Linked DNA regions of Homo sapiens: regions 1, 2 and 3 are each linked to region 4. A link is a contact called in ENCODE Hi-C or POLR2A ChIA-PET data. All regions are on one chromosome and are shown on one strand. Each heading gives the region's core, a stretch centred on a gene start or an enhancer-like site at or near the end of the contact. The rest is flanking DNA. Distances are from core to core; before and after follow the strand shown. Region 1 overlaps MAD1L1 (mitotic arrest deficient 1 like 1). Region 2 overlaps GNA12 (G protein subunit alpha 12). Region 3 overlaps MAD1L1 (mitotic arrest deficient 1 like 1). Region 4 holds the start of CHST12 (carbohydrate sulfotransferase 12).

Region 1 (3,484 bases), core at 526-3,025, 380 kb before region 4:
CTTTAAGAAGCACCCAGCAGAGTTACATTGTCCACTGGCTGCTCCTCCTTAGGTACAGAAACGTCCCGGTTCTAAGGAATAGAATGTGCTCATCATGCAACGAACGGCCATGTGAAGAGAAGGTGAGCAGTCGGCATCACCTGGAAGAAGTCAGCTGAGGACAGGGCCTCGGTGCCCTGGATACACCGGCCGATGGGGGCCGGGGGCAGCAGTAGAGGGCGGCTCTGCCCTGGCCTGCGATAGTCGGGCAGAGGGGCTGCTCACCCAGGGAGGCTGCAGGAAGGATCTGGGCGCCCTGGGAGGCAGCGGTGGGGAAGGGCACTCCAATCAGAGGGAACAGCGTTGAGTAGGCGCCCAGAGGACCCTTGCGAAAGAGCAAGAGAGATAATGACGCTCATTCCCTCATCAGCAGGTGCTCCGGCGCGCTAATTACCACAGAGCTTTTGAGTATAAGCCCCAAGCATGCCGATGATTCCCACGCAATGAGAGACAGATTCCCAAAGAGGCTGAGAACGCCATAGCAGGGGGCAGGACACCTGGGCAGCAGGGGCTGAGACAGTGGGCAGAATAGGGCCCAGTGCCCTTGGAAGAAGAAACCCAGGGCACAGCCCTTGGGCCTGGGCTTGGGAAGGGCAGGGGAGATCAGAGCAGCGAGACCAGGAAGCCGAGACAGAGACCAGGGCTGCGGGTGGTGAGAGCACCCACAGGAGCGGGAGACTGCAGGACGCCGGCCCTGTTGGAGGTGCTGCAGGCAGGGGAGATATGGACGGAGGCACCGCAGTGGGCAGAGACCGGCCCCGTGGCCCCCAAGCAGCGGTCACTTGAGGTGTGCATGCCCAGGCCAGCCCCCAAGTCAGACCCAACACACACACCCAACGAAGCCCACATCCTGCCTGGACCGTAACTAGATGTGTGACCTTGGGAAAAACAAAGAGCCTCTCTGAGTGTGAGGACACTCAACCACACAGGAGAGGGCAGAGAACGCCTCAGCCTCACTGCGAAGTTCAAATGCAGCATGGCACAGAAAACCAGGCACACGGAACCCGCATACACAGGCGATGAATGCACGGCAGCCACGGTGGTCACTTCTGTCCTCGCTGCTGTCTGCCTGGTTCTTCCACTATGACTACAGCTGCTCGTGAAAGATGGCCAGGAGAGCAGGCAGGTGGGGCAGGCGCGTCCCGCACGATGGGGACAGCCTCTGGCCATGGCCACGCCTGGTGAGGCAGGCGCCCAGCACTCCCTAAGTCCACACCATGGACACAGAGGGCTTCCCTCCTGGGAGTCAGTGGCAGCCTGAAGGGGCTGTGTGAGGCAGGCAGGCAGCTCCATATGCAGAGGCCCCTCCTTAGAGCCCCAGCACCAACCCCCACTTTCCAGAGAAGCCCAGAAGTAAGCTGAGTACCGCGTGCCCCCTCCAATGAAGCAGCAGCCCCTCACCCATCTTCCTCCCTCACCCAGCCTCCGCCACCCACTCCCGCCCGGCCTCTGCCACCAGTGCTGTGGAGCCTGCCTCCCTCCCTCCGCCCCCTCCAGCCCAAGGCCGAGGCCCACTCTGCAAGGGCTCCAAGGCTGTTCTGCACATGCGACATTCTCTGCAGGGCCTCTTCCCAAGCCCATCCCACCTCAGCTCAGCCACCTCCACCCAACTCTGAGTCACTCCACAACTTCTCCTTTTTTTAGAAAAGGAAATGTATGGTCATAAATAGCTGAAAAGCCCTGTTCTAATTACCTCTCCCGACGCATGGAGCCACCACAAGAAACTGAATAGATTCAGGCGGGAACGTGGGGCTGCAGACACGGCTCTGCCCACTGACGCCGGCACCATCTCCTCGCTGCCACCCGCCTCCCCAGAGTCCTCTGCCCACTCTTTCCCCAGACCCCCAGTCACCAGCCTGGACAGGTCTGCTGTGACCCCAGCAGCAAGATCGCCCCAGACAGGAGAAGGCCCTGCTGGGACAGAGGCTGGGAGAGGCAGGAGGCCTCTCTCTGGAACCCTCATCCCAGCTGGTCGTTTCCCAAATGAGCAGGACTCTGGCATCCGTGGGGCCCATCGAGAACATGATGACAGGCGAAAGCGGCAGTAATAAGCGCCTCGGAGGACCCACGCGGGTCAGACAGTCCTGCGCTCCAATCTGACACAGACCAGCTGTGCACCCTTGGGCAAGGGACCTAACGTCTCTGAACCCACCCTCCTTGTGCAAAACGGGGGCACGAATGCCCCAAAGAGTGCTTAAAAGGTGCACCAGGATTAATAAGTACATGGAGACAGCACCCGTCAATGGAAAGGGCAGCAAGGAGGGCCACTTACGGCCACAGGGGTTGGGGGTGGGGGTCGGGCTGCCCGGCCCAGCCCCAGCCACCCCCCACACAAGGCCACGCCTCGCCACCCTCCACCCACGCAAGGCCACGCCTCACCACCCCCAACGCAAGGCCACGCCTCGCCACGCCACAGTGCTGAGTGCACATGAGGCGGCGTCCCTGTGCTCGGCCCACGCCTGCTCCTGGGCCGGATGCCCTGGCCCCCACAACCAACTACAGAACGCTTCGCCTCCTGTCTGTCCCTCGCTTCTCTTTCCTGGGCCTGCTGCCCCTAAACGAGGTTTTTTTTTTTGACAACTGACTGTTTTCAAGTATGATTCACTCAGGCAGATTTTAATTGGTGACATCAGCACAGCATGCTAATGCTACATATGACTTAAGCACACGTTACCTCATTTGATCTTCAGAACCGCCAGGCAGGCACAGGGCTGAGGGAAGAGGACTCAGCAGCTGCGAGCTGTTGTGGCTGCCCTGTCGCTCAGACCACGGAGGGGCAGAGCCCCGGCTGGTGCTGCAAACAGAGGAGCCGCCCAGGCTGCGGCCCTACAGTCCCGGGGTCAGCGCCCAGCCCGGGGAGGCAGTGCCATGGACAGCCTCACTGGTGAGACCACTGGAAGTGGCTCTCCATGATCGGGGGGGGCACTAACCCCCGCTCTGGGCTGCCGGAAGGAGGAACTCACGAGGCCCGAGATTGCTATCCACAGCCCCAGCGTGACCCCAGCATTCCCATCAAGGCGTGCACCCGGCCCCGGCACCATGCGGCCCCCACCCTTGCCTTCCTGCGGCTCTGACCCTGCAGTTCCCAGCAGCCTTCAGAGGACGGAACGCCATGGGCACACGGCAGCTGTGAGACCGAGCCGCAGGGGGACGCCCGGCCCTGACATCATGGGAACAAGCTAGAGCAGAACACCATGAGGACCCCGCCTCTGTGAGAGCAAAGCCAGCTCCCTGGGTCCTCTCTCACCTGCCCGGGCTGCCCTGGTACCCGGAGTCTAGGGGCCTCCTGGGAGGGAGGCTGACCCGGTGGCTGTGGGCAGAGACGAAGGAAAACATCGGACGGACTTCAGGCACTAGTTAAAAACACACACAAGACAGGAGAAACTTCATCTGAGACGACAGCGGCCTAAGCAAAAAGAATACTTTTTTTTTTTTTTAAGACAAG
Region 2 (3,220 bases), core at 380-2,879, 410 kb after region 4:
ACAGGCGGGTGGCTTGAACAGCAGAGATTTCTTTCTCACAGTTCTGGAGGCTGGGACTCTAAGATGGAGACTGGTGTCTGGTGAGGGCCCACTTTCTGGCTCCTAGACGGTGATTTCTCACTGTGTCCTCAGATGGTGGAAGGGGTATACAAGCTCATTAAGGTCCCTTTTATAAGGACACTAATCACATTCATGAGGGCTCTGTCCTTGTGATCTCATCACTCCCCAAAGGCCCCACCCCCTAACACCAGCACCTTAAGGGTTAGGATTTCAACATAGGAATTTTGAGATGGACACATTCAGACCATAGCACTGCAAATGAGTAAAATAATAACAGTATTAGTAATACTGCTAACAAAAACCATGCTACAGCCTTTAGAAGGAACTTACTCCTTGGGTTTTGTCAATAATTTTTTTTTTACAGTTGGATTCCAAATGATGGACCTCACGGTCACTGGCAAGATAATGAGAAAAGTCCGGGCACAGTGGCTCACTTCTGTAATCCCAGCACTTTGGGAGGCTGAGGCGGGCAGATCACCTGAGGTCGAGACCAGCCTGGCCAACATGTTAAAGCCCTATCTATCTCTGCTAAAAACACAAAATTAGGTGGGTATGAGCATGGTGGCAGGTGCCTGTGATCCCAGCTACGTGGGAGGTTGAGGCAAGAGAATCACTTGAACCCAGGAGGCAAAGGTTGCCGTGAGCCATGATTACGCCATTGCATTCCAGCCTGGGTGACAAGAGTGAAACTCTGTCTTAAAAAAGAAAGAAAGAAAGAAAGAAAAAAACAAAAAGATAATGAGATAACATGTGGAAGGAGGCCCTGGAGCGCTCTCATTCAACAGGGACACCCAGGCCCGCAGCTCAGCCTTTGGAGATGGCAAGTCCCAAGAATCAGAAGAAACAGATGCTTCCTGAGTCGTCAAGTGAGGGGATTTCATCTCCCAGCAGCAAAAAGGAGATCAGAATTGGAAAGGAAATACAGACTACAAGGAACCCTGGCCCAGAGCCCCCAGGCTGTGCACACGTGGGCTCCAGGCGAACCATTTCAGGTTCAGGGAAGACGGCTCAGCCTAACCTGGGTGGGGCTGACTTCTGTGCACAACATCTACACCTGGCCCTCTGTGCACAACCAGAGCTCCCCGCTCCACCGATGCCCAGAGCACAGCGACTGTGCTGCAAGCGGGGTGACCTGGCTGATGACACCGCGGCTCACACAGAAGACAAAGGAGCAACAAAGCTGCCAGAACTCTAGTTTCCCAGCCTTGGCAGAGAAAGCCCAGAACAACCAGGGTGCTCACATGTTCCAGAGGTACAGGAGAATAAGTGTGCTGCTTCTTCTTACTCAGATAACTTTATGTCATGACCAATGAAGTAACTTTTATCAAATTTTTGCCAACTATATAGACTTCTTAAAAAATCATTTGAGAAGGGACCTCAAAGTGAAATCCATTTACCTGAAAGCACACGGCACAGATTTCGTAAGGTTGTAAAGAACGATTGCAAAACCAGAAGCGCTTCCCCTGACAGGCTCTGGTTAAACCCTAGCCGCCAATGCTGCCCAAGGGCTGCTGTCCAGTTTCACCCACAGCTGTGCTGGTCTCTGATGTTGCCATGTCTTCCCTGCGGCACGGACGCTGCTGAAACTGGTGCTCCCTTCAGAGGGGTTCTGCTGACAGCTGAAAAGACAGTCCGGCAGGCCACGCAGGACACCAGTGTCTACTTCTCAAAAAGCCCCTCCCTTAAGAGCCAAGTGAAAAGTCCCATGTCCCCGTCCATCTTATAAAACGAAAGGAAATCTGTTTTTTTCACGCACAGAGCAGCGCTTATTTGTTTCCCTAGAGAGGCAGCACCACAGCTTTCCCAGGGGCAGTGGGAAGGGGCTGTAAGTACTCAAGAGAACCCGCGTTTCACGCGACTCCTCTCCAAAAACCTGAAAAAACTCTCAAGAGAACTTGCGTTTCAGGCAACTCCTCACCAAAAACCTTAAAACCGGGCAAGTAAGTCCCTGTGTTACTAATTCCATGAAAAAAACTAATCTGTTTCAAGAAAGTCAGAATTCCTCCCTTAAGGACTCACATTTGCTTTTCTTCAGAATTATGGTAAATAACTCAATGTTTTTCTTGGCTTGCTTTTCCTTCTAAAGCTGCTAAGACACGGGCAGAGTCCTTAGGCCTTGGTGCTTTGCTAAAATCAGAGGCTTTGTAGGCTGGGTGCGGTGGCTCACGCCTGTAATCCCAGCACCTTTGGAGGCTGAGGCGGGCGGACCACTTGAGGTCAGGAGTTTGAGACCAGCCTGACCAACATGATTAAACCCCGTCTCTACTAAAAATACAAAATTAGCTGGGTGTGGTGGCGCATGCCTGTAGTCCTAGCTACTCAGGAGGCTGAGGTGGGAGAATCACTTAAACCCAGGAGGCAGAGGTTGCAGTGAGACAAGATTGTGCCACTGCATTCCAGCCTGGGCAACAAGAGTGAAACTCCATCTCAAAAATAACATCACATCACATCACATCACATCACATCACATCACATCACATCACATCACATCACATCAGGGGCTTTGTGCTCCTGTCAGTCACAGCCACCTTCTACGATGGTGCTTCACCAGGGCCACATGAAGGCACAGACGTTACATTTATAAAACTCAGCATCTGTCTAGATGCCTAGGAAACCCCACCTCTAATGAGAAAGTTGGTAAACAAAGCAGTTATTTGGCCCCTTTTTTGTTAGGTTTAAGGATAAAGGATAAACACATATATAAAATCAAAAGAATCCAGTGACCTTTACTTTTCAAACTTTAAAAAAAATTTTATGTTTAGAGACAGAGTCTCGCTCTGTCGCCCAGGCTGCTGTGCTGTGGTGCAATCATGGCTCATTGCAGCCTCAAACTCCCAGGCTCAGTCTCCTGAGTAGCTGGGAATTACCGGCATTCACCACCATACCCAGCTAATTTTATTTGTAGACACACAGTCTTGCTATGCTGCCCAGGCTGGTCTTGAACTCCTGGCCTCAAGTGATCCTCCTGCCTGGTATCCAGCAACCTTTAAAAGGTAATTGTTTCCCCTTCTATAACAAGAGGTTACAGTTTATATTTTCAAGCTCTAAGATGAAACAAAGTTTCAAACTATAAATATTTATGAGCTTTGAGGAAACCGGCTTTCTCCACAGTCATGTTTTCATTTAAATTATTTTAAAAAATAGATGACTCCATGCCCAT
Region 3 (3,610 bases), core at 817-3,316, 300 kb before region 4:
ATCACCATCACCACCGCCACCATCACCACCGTCACTATCACCACCGTCACCATCACCACCACCATCACTAGCACTCTCACCATGTCACCATCACCACTGTCACCCTCACCACCACTGCTACTGTCACCACTCACCACCACTGCTACTGTCACCACTCACCACTGTCACCAATAACCACCATCACCACCATTCTCACGTCACCATCACCACCACCGTCACCATCACAACTGTCACCATCACTCTCACCACATCCCCATCACCACTGTCACCATCGGTGACACCACGGTCTCCACCACCCTCGCACCATCATCGCCACTGTCACTATCTCCACTGTCACCAGCACTCTCAGGACCACTCTCCACACCATCACCACCGTCACCAGCACTCTCACCACGTCCCCACCATCACCACTGTCACCATCAGTGACACCACGGTCACCGCCACCCTCGCACCATCATGGCCGTCACCGTCTCCACCGTCACCAGCACTCTCAGGACCACTCTCCACGCCATCCTCAGCATGAGACGCATCCTTGTCACTCCAGAGACAATGCCCAGAGATGGCGTCTTCTCCTACCCACTCCTAAAGCGGGCCTCTCCTCAGGTGTATAAGGCACACGGAGAAAACAGGTTCGGCAGAGGTGGCACTGTCCCCTCTCAGGACATCAGCTCCACAACTCAGAGGAGGCAGCCTCCGTGATGCTGCCAACACCTGGGTCAGCGCTGGGTCAGGCCTGGCCACGCTGCCTGCCTGCTGGAGACGCGCGTCCTCTCCCACCTCAGGGCCCCTGCGCTTGCTGCTGCCTCTGCCTGGAACGGGCTCTCTCCCCTGCCCCTGCACCCTACAAAGGGGCAGCTCCGACCACGCTTCAGCTCTCAGCCCACATGGTGTGTCCAGAGGGAGGCCGTCCATCCGGCCACGCTGAGGGCCGGGTCGCAGCCCAAGCCATGGCTGCCCCGACGGGCCCTGCACACACAGTCATACCTGCGCTCCTGCACTCAGTGAAGGCCTGGGCCTGCCTGCCCCGCCGCTCAGTAGACGGCACATGGGACATCGCCATGCCTAGTGATGACGTTTCTGTTTGGAAGAAGTGGGTGAGCACCTGAGAGGACAGAGGGTGAGGCGATACAGCAGTGCAGCAGATCTCACCCGCCCCCGAGGCCACTGCACAGCGGCGGGGCTCTCGACCACCGTGCTCTTTGTTGGGCGGGGCAACCGCAGATGGGCCAGCACTGGGGCAAAGCCCACCACCAGGCAGCCCTGGGAGCCCCTGCGAAGGCCTCTCAGGAGCCGGGCAGCACAGCCAGAACACTGAGACTCGATCCCACAGGGGAGAAGGAGGGAGCGGCCACGAGGAGGAGCCAGGGAGGCGGCTACTCAGAGGGCAGGTGCTGTCCTCCTCCCTGCCCAGATCCCAGCAGTGTGGCATAAGCAGACCCCCTGAACCACTGTGCACGGAGTCCCTCCGCATCCCCAGGCAGAGGGACAGTCTCACAGGTGGTGTCCGGACTCTGGAGATGGGGTGGGAAAAGGCAAGGAATGCGGGGAGACCACCAGTTCTGATGCCACGCCATACAACACTCCACCCCGCTGGACGTCGGAGAAAGAGGCCCCCAGACACATGGCAGAGAATCAAATATGCAGCCGGTGTCTGGAAATCATTCAATGAAGGTAAGGAGTGTGCTCCTCAGCAGCCTGCCTTGAGCAAAAGCATCTCGTGGCAGATAAGTAATGATCAGAGCTCTCCGGGCCAACTGCACAACAGGCCATATCTGTTATTAAAGGCATGCTGCTTTGATGACCAGAAACCTGGATTAGAACCACGGCAGGCTGGGCCTCCATTTGGGGAACCAGGACAAAGGCAGAGCAGATAGCGGCAAACTCCTCCACAGAGGCAAGCCCGGAGTCCCCTGTGCACTGGCGGAGGCTGCTCAGCCCGAGTGGCACTGCACAGGCTCCTGAAGGCAGATGAGGCCCCGGAGAGAAAACACAGGAAGACAGCCCCCACAGCCCCGCCCCTCCGCGAAGGAGAGCCGTCACGGCGGCGCAATAGCAGGCCAAGGGGGACGCAGTCTGGCATGTGGAGGCGGCCTGTTGCGTCAGATCCCTGACCCGCATGTCAAACACGCTGGTGCCTACAGGGGGCGGCTGCGGCACCTGGACACTCGGAACACGCGCTCTGCCACCAGAGACAGGCTGGGCTCAAATGAGAAGGAATGAAATGCCAGCAACTACAGATCTTCCACGAAAGCTCCCCTTAAGCCAGCTCTTCGGTTTAAATGAATTTACTCCTCGTTAAATTCTTAACCTGAAAACATAACTGTTTTATACTTACATGCCTCATTGTGACATCCCTAACGCCTTTGAAAACATAACTGTTTTATACTTACATGCCTCATTGTGACATCCCTAACGCCTTTGCCATGAAAGACCTCACTGCCAAATCCCACTTTAATTATCTGAGCACAGGTCACATAAATCACTGCAGCTCCCACGCCAGGCCGTGCACAGCCATGTGGGCTCAGCCTGCAGCTGCCTCTCCTTCCAACGTGCAATGCAGGGTAGGTCCCCCCGCAAGCCCTGGGGACTCTTTCCGGAGCTCAGGGAAGGAAACCGCTCACCTCCTAAATGTTAAAACACGAAGGGAACTACGCACAGCCCGCCTGGAGATGGGATTCCTGGCACAGCCTGAGGGCTGACCCACCCAGTCAGAGCCCGGCTTCCCCAGGGGCCGGACACCGCAGTGAGGGGCTGTTCTGAAAAGAGGTCTGCCGGGAAGAAACTGGCTGTGCCTCTGCAGCCCGGGAGAGCCTCACTCTCTGAGGCCACAAACACCGCACCGTCCTGCTTGGGGATATTCCAGTGAGCAGAAAGGGAAGGTCTCTGCCGACAAGGGGTTGGTTACTAACAAAGGGCACTAACACACGAGCTGGCTTCAGGTGGTCACAGCCTGAAAGGCAACAAAGCCAGCAGCGAGGTGGAGTGAGGGGGCCCAGCTAAGAGCAGGGGAGGAAGGCCACTCAGGGCAGAACAGGCCGCAGAAACCGCAGTGCCCTACGGGGCGGTCTCTGCTGGCCTGGCAGCAGCAGGCAGAGCAAAGCGTGGGCTCCACGGGAGGGTGGGCGGGCACAGCCTGCGCTGGGGCAAGGCAGGGAGCGTGGATCATCACCCGAGGCATTCATAAAGGACAACCCAAATGTCTGCTTTGTGGCTGCTCCTACACTGCCCTGAAGCCAGGAAGTAACGAGGCCAGGAAGCCCTGGGACCAGCCATGCAGCCTTGCCAAGGCCAGCCACGCACTGTGAAGGTTCTGAGGGAAAATGGGGCCTCTCTCACCACAGCCCTGCTTTACCTGGTGGCCTCGGCCTGTCTCCTCACCCCCGCACGGTCCAGTAAGAGACCACCTTCCAGATGAGACCAGAAAGTCCAGGCACGTGAGACGCCCAGCCAAAACCCCAGTACCACCAGCTCCAGCTCTCTCCTCCTCAACGCTCCTCACCCACCCCGCTCCCCAGCTCCAGGGTAGGGCAGCAGGAAAGGCCCCCATCGTCACAGATGCCACCTAGCAACACCTTCTGGAGCACAGTCCCAGAGCCCTATCCAGCTGCGG
Region 4 (3,289 bases), core at 17-2,516:
CTGGCTAACACGGTGAAACCCCGTCTCTACTAAAAATACAAAAAATTAGCCGGGCGTGGTGGCGGGCGCCTGTAAGTCCCAGCTACCCGGGAGGCTGAGGCAGGAGAATGGCGTGAACCCGGGAGGCGGAGCTTGCAGTGAGCCGAGATCGGGCCACTGTATTCCAGCCTGGGCGACAGAGCGAGACTCTGTCTCAACAACAACAACAACGACAACAACAACAACAACAACAACAACAAAGGTTAAGATGGTAAATTTTATGTTCTATATATTTTACCATAATTTAAAAAAAAAATGACTGGGCCTGGCGCGGTGGCTCACGCCTGTAATCCCAGAGCTCTGGGAGGCTGAGGCAGGAGGATTGCTTGAGTCTAGGGGTTCAAGACCACCCTGGGCAACATAGTGAGACCCCCGTTTCTATTAAAAATTAAAAATTAGCCGGGTGTGGTGGCACCTGTCTGTAGTTCCATCTACTTGGGAGGCTGAGGTGGGAGGATGGCTTGAACCCAGGAGGTCGAGGCTGCAGTGAGCTGTGACTGCACCGCTGCACCCCATCCTGGACGACACGGTGAGATCCTGTCTCTAAAAAAATAAACAAACAAACACACAAAACTACATTGATGCCAAGAACAATTACTGCATGCTCACTATGCATTAGGCATCTTGCTAAGCTCTTTACCCGTGTCATCTCGTTTGTCTCACATACTCCCTGAAAGGTAGGGTCACTAACCTATTATATTTTACGGATTGGCGACAACCTCAGAGAGGTTAAGTCACTTGCCCAAGGTCACACAGCGAGTCTCAAGCCCCAGCCGGTGAGCATCACGATCCTTTGCCAATGAGCCGATGCTCGAGAAAGGGTCGGATAGACAACAGGCACTGCATAAAGGTTGGTTAACGGGATCGTGTTTGGCTGCAACGTGGAGCTCCCGGGTCGAACGGCGAGACAGCTGCGCGTCCCCGAGCCGCCGCGCGCCCGGTCCGCCGGGGCGGAGTCAACGCCGCGGATTGGCTGCTGAGAAAGGGGCGTGGCTCGTGGCGGCCGGTGGGCGGAGTCGATCTCTGGCCGTAAATACGGCGCCACATGGCACTGGCTCGCGAGGGCGGGGGCGGGCGGGCTGGCCGGGCGCAGGCGCGCTGAGGGCGGGCGCCCCTCGGCCTCCGTGGCCCCTCCGGCGGCCGCGACGTCTCGCGAGAAGACGACCGGTAGGAGGGGCTCCTGCGCCGGGGGCGGGGCCGGCGAGGGCTGCCTCTGGGGGGTCCGCTAGTCGCGGGGCGGCGGCGGCGGCTGCGGGCGCGAGGTGAGGGGCGCGAGGTGAGGGTCGCGAGGTGAGGGGCGCGGCGGGCGGCGGGCTCGGGGCGCGGTCTCCCTCTCTCTCGGCCAGTGCTGGGCTCCCAGGGCCCGGGCGGGGGTCCCGGGCCGCGCTGAGGGGCGCGGGTCGGCTCTCCTTAACCTGGCCTGGCGGGCGCGGCTTGGGCCTGGGTTCGAGTTCCCGCGCCGGCGCGCAGTGTGACCTTGGCCCTGCGCGCGCCCTCTCTGAGCCCCGCTCGTCGTCCTCGGCCAGGGGGACCCAGCCCTGGGGCCCTGATCAGCGCGTTCTGCGGCTCCTCGGGGTCTGGACGAGAAATCTGTGGTTCTGATTCAGCGACAGCAGAGGCTGCAGCGGCCCCGCCGGCCCCCAGGAGTCCCCCTGCCCGGCATCAGCCTCTGCCGCCCGGCAGGGGTAGGACCAATTCCCGGGCTTGGAGTTCCAGGATCCCCAGCTCCCGAGGGCCCCCGTGTGCCTGCTGTCACCTGAACGGGGCTCCCCGGCCCCGCCGACCGCAGCCCTGGAGCCTGCAGACGCCAGCAGCACCGGCAGGTCGCTCAGGGTATCCCTTAAATGACCTCTCACTCCAGAAGCCGCAGCCCTGCCCCTCTGGGAGAGGAAACCGTGCATTTAGTCCGGGAACAGTGGGACTTAGACCTCCTCTGCGGGCTCCCGGCCACCGAGACACCGCCGGCAAAGCCTTGGCTCGGGCAGAGGCTCCGTCTGGCAGGCAGCACAACAAGCCATAGTGTTTCCAGCATTATTAAATTATTTAGTTCATAAGCGGGGCTGTGGGGACTCGGAAGCCCCGGGGTGAATAGGAATGTGAGTTGCAGGCGCGGTGCTGGACGCAGTACATCTTCCAGGACACCAGGCCCTACGGTGCTGTTCCCGGCTGTGGGTGGTTGGGGACAGCTCAGCGGGTCCCCCACTTACCCCCACGCGGGGACCCGGGTTAGCCCCTCACCGTGAGCATCTGGTGTTGGGAGTCAGGGCTGGTGTCTGAGTGAGGATGGAGAGAAAACAGGGGTAATGAGGAGATTGCTACACGAAGGTGCAACGCTTGAGATCTGAAAGAGCACCTGCCTGGAATGGCATAGATGTTTGATTTCCCTGCAAAGGAGTTTATGGGACTTTGGGCTGACGCTTTGGGGCCAGCAGTAACTGTCTGCTGTCACTCAGCTGACTCCAGCTTTATTATCAAACCTCCAATCGAGTGCAAGATGCTAAGCTGGGGTAGATGCCGGTAATAGCGTGGGCCTTGCCCTGGGAGCTCACGGCCAGCCTGGCTACAACTGTGTGGAGTTGAGACTGTGGTGCAGGCGTTAACAGAATGTGGCGACATTTTCCGACATTTTCCACAGTGGAGAGGACCTATGAATTGGGGCGTTTGGAGGCAAAGGGCATGCAGAGATGTGGAAGTGAAAGTGATGTTTGGGGGAGATGGTGGGTCGCCGTGTTCTTGATGAAGTGGGGTTTGAGGATTGGGTTGGAAGCTAAGACTGGAAGGCCGGGCGAGGTGGCTCGTGACTGTAATCCCAGCACTTTGGGAGGCAGAGGCGGGCGGATCACCTGAGGTCAGGAGTCCGAGACCAGCCTGGCCAACATGGTGAAACCCCATCTCTACTAAAAATACAAAATTTAGCTGGGCGTGGTGGTGCACACCTGAAGTCCCAGCTACTTAGGAGGATGAGTCAAGAGAATAGCTTGAACCTGGAGGCGGAAGTTGCAGTGAGCCGACACTGGGCCTCTGCACTCCAGCCTGGGCAACAGAGTAAAAAAAAGACTGGAAAGATGGGTTTCTGATTGTGCAGGGGCCTGAATGCTGTGTGAGGGAGTTTAAACTTTTATCCCTTTGGTGGTGGTTTGGGTGCGACGCGATTAGATGTGTTTCAGAAAAGTGGTCGTGGTGAGAATATGGGAGGTGGGTTTTGCCTCTGGGCAGTGGAGCTGAGTTGAGTAGCCTTGTGGGGCGTGGG

What was found. Hi-C counts contacts between places; a loop is a spot of excess contacts on that map. ChIA-PET counts read pairs that join two places held with the same protein, here RNA polymerase II (POLR2A). Pooled maps may share reads with other maps.
Region 1: a loop to region 4 is called in a map of K562, with 7 times the contacts of the local background. The contact joins the enhancer-like site here to the promoter of CHST12 in region 4. A Hi-C loop is called at or near these places in 1 of 168 maps with a recorded cell type or tissue (K562) and 2 of 50 pooled maps. POLR2A ChIA-PET finds 5 or more read pairs at or near these places in 2 of 52 experiments (B cell and BJ).
Region 2: a map of posterior vena cava shows a loop between it and region 4 (11-fold over the local background). The contact joins the enhancer-like site here to the promoter of CHST12 in region 4. A Hi-C loop is called at or near these places in 1 of 168 maps with a recorded cell type or tissue (posterior vena cava), 3 of 37 single-sample maps with no recorded cell type and 3 of 50 pooled maps.
Region 3: a loop to region 4 is called in a pooled map, with 4 times the contacts of the local background. The contact joins the enhancer-like site here to the promoter of CHST12 in region 4. A Hi-C loop is called at or near these places in 1 of 168 maps with a recorded cell type or tissue (CD4-positive, alpha-beta T cell), 4 of 37 single-sample maps with no recorded cell type and 8 of 50 pooled maps. POLR2A ChIA-PET finds 5 or more read pairs at or near these places in 1 of 52 experiments (activated naive CD4-positive, alpha-beta T cell).

Annotation. Positions count from the first base shown.
Region 1 is chr7:2,017,301-2,020,784 of GRCh38, forward strand. The region is part of intron 12 of MAD1L1 (mitotic arrest deficient 1 like 1); the gene reads right to left. Among named protein-coding and RNA genes, the nearest start is that of SNORA114, 70 kb to the right of the region's middle. RefSeq lists a silencer at 2,312-2,361 and enhancers at 2,502-2,651, 2,693-3,484. Within about 2 kb of position 1,776, at least 22 of the 41 ENCODE cell types and tissues checked have a DNase peak (open chromatin) inside an H3K27ac peak, as active enhancers do; they include B cell, where a contact is called at or near this core.
Region 2 is chr7:2,810,141-2,813,360 of GRCh38, forward strand. The region is part of intron 1 of GNA12 (G protein subunit alpha 12); the gene reads right to left. Among named protein-coding and RNA genes, the nearest start is that of GNA12, 33 kb to the right of the region's middle. Within about 2 kb of position 1,630, at least 16 of the 41 ENCODE cell types and tissues checked have a DNase peak (open chromatin) inside an H3K27ac peak, as active enhancers do.
Region 3 is chr7:2,102,330-2,105,939 of GRCh38, forward strand. The region is part of intron 11 of MAD1L1 (mitotic arrest deficient 1 like 1); the gene reads right to left. Among named protein-coding and RNA genes, the nearest start is that of SNORA114, 15 kb to the left of the region's middle. RefSeq lists enhancers at 1,059-1,725, 1,945-2,239, 3,059-3,610. Within about 2 kb of position 2,067, at least 12 of the 41 ENCODE cell types and tissues checked have a DNase peak (open chromatin) inside an H3K27ac peak, as active enhancers do.
Region 4 is chr7:2,402,345-2,405,633 of GRCh38, forward strand. CHST12 (carbohydrate sulfotransferase 12) reads left to right here and starts at 1,267. Exons shown (of 2, transcript NM_018641.5): 1 at 1,267-1,329. RefSeq lists an enhancer at 744-843 and silencers at 934-1,303, 1,394-1,563.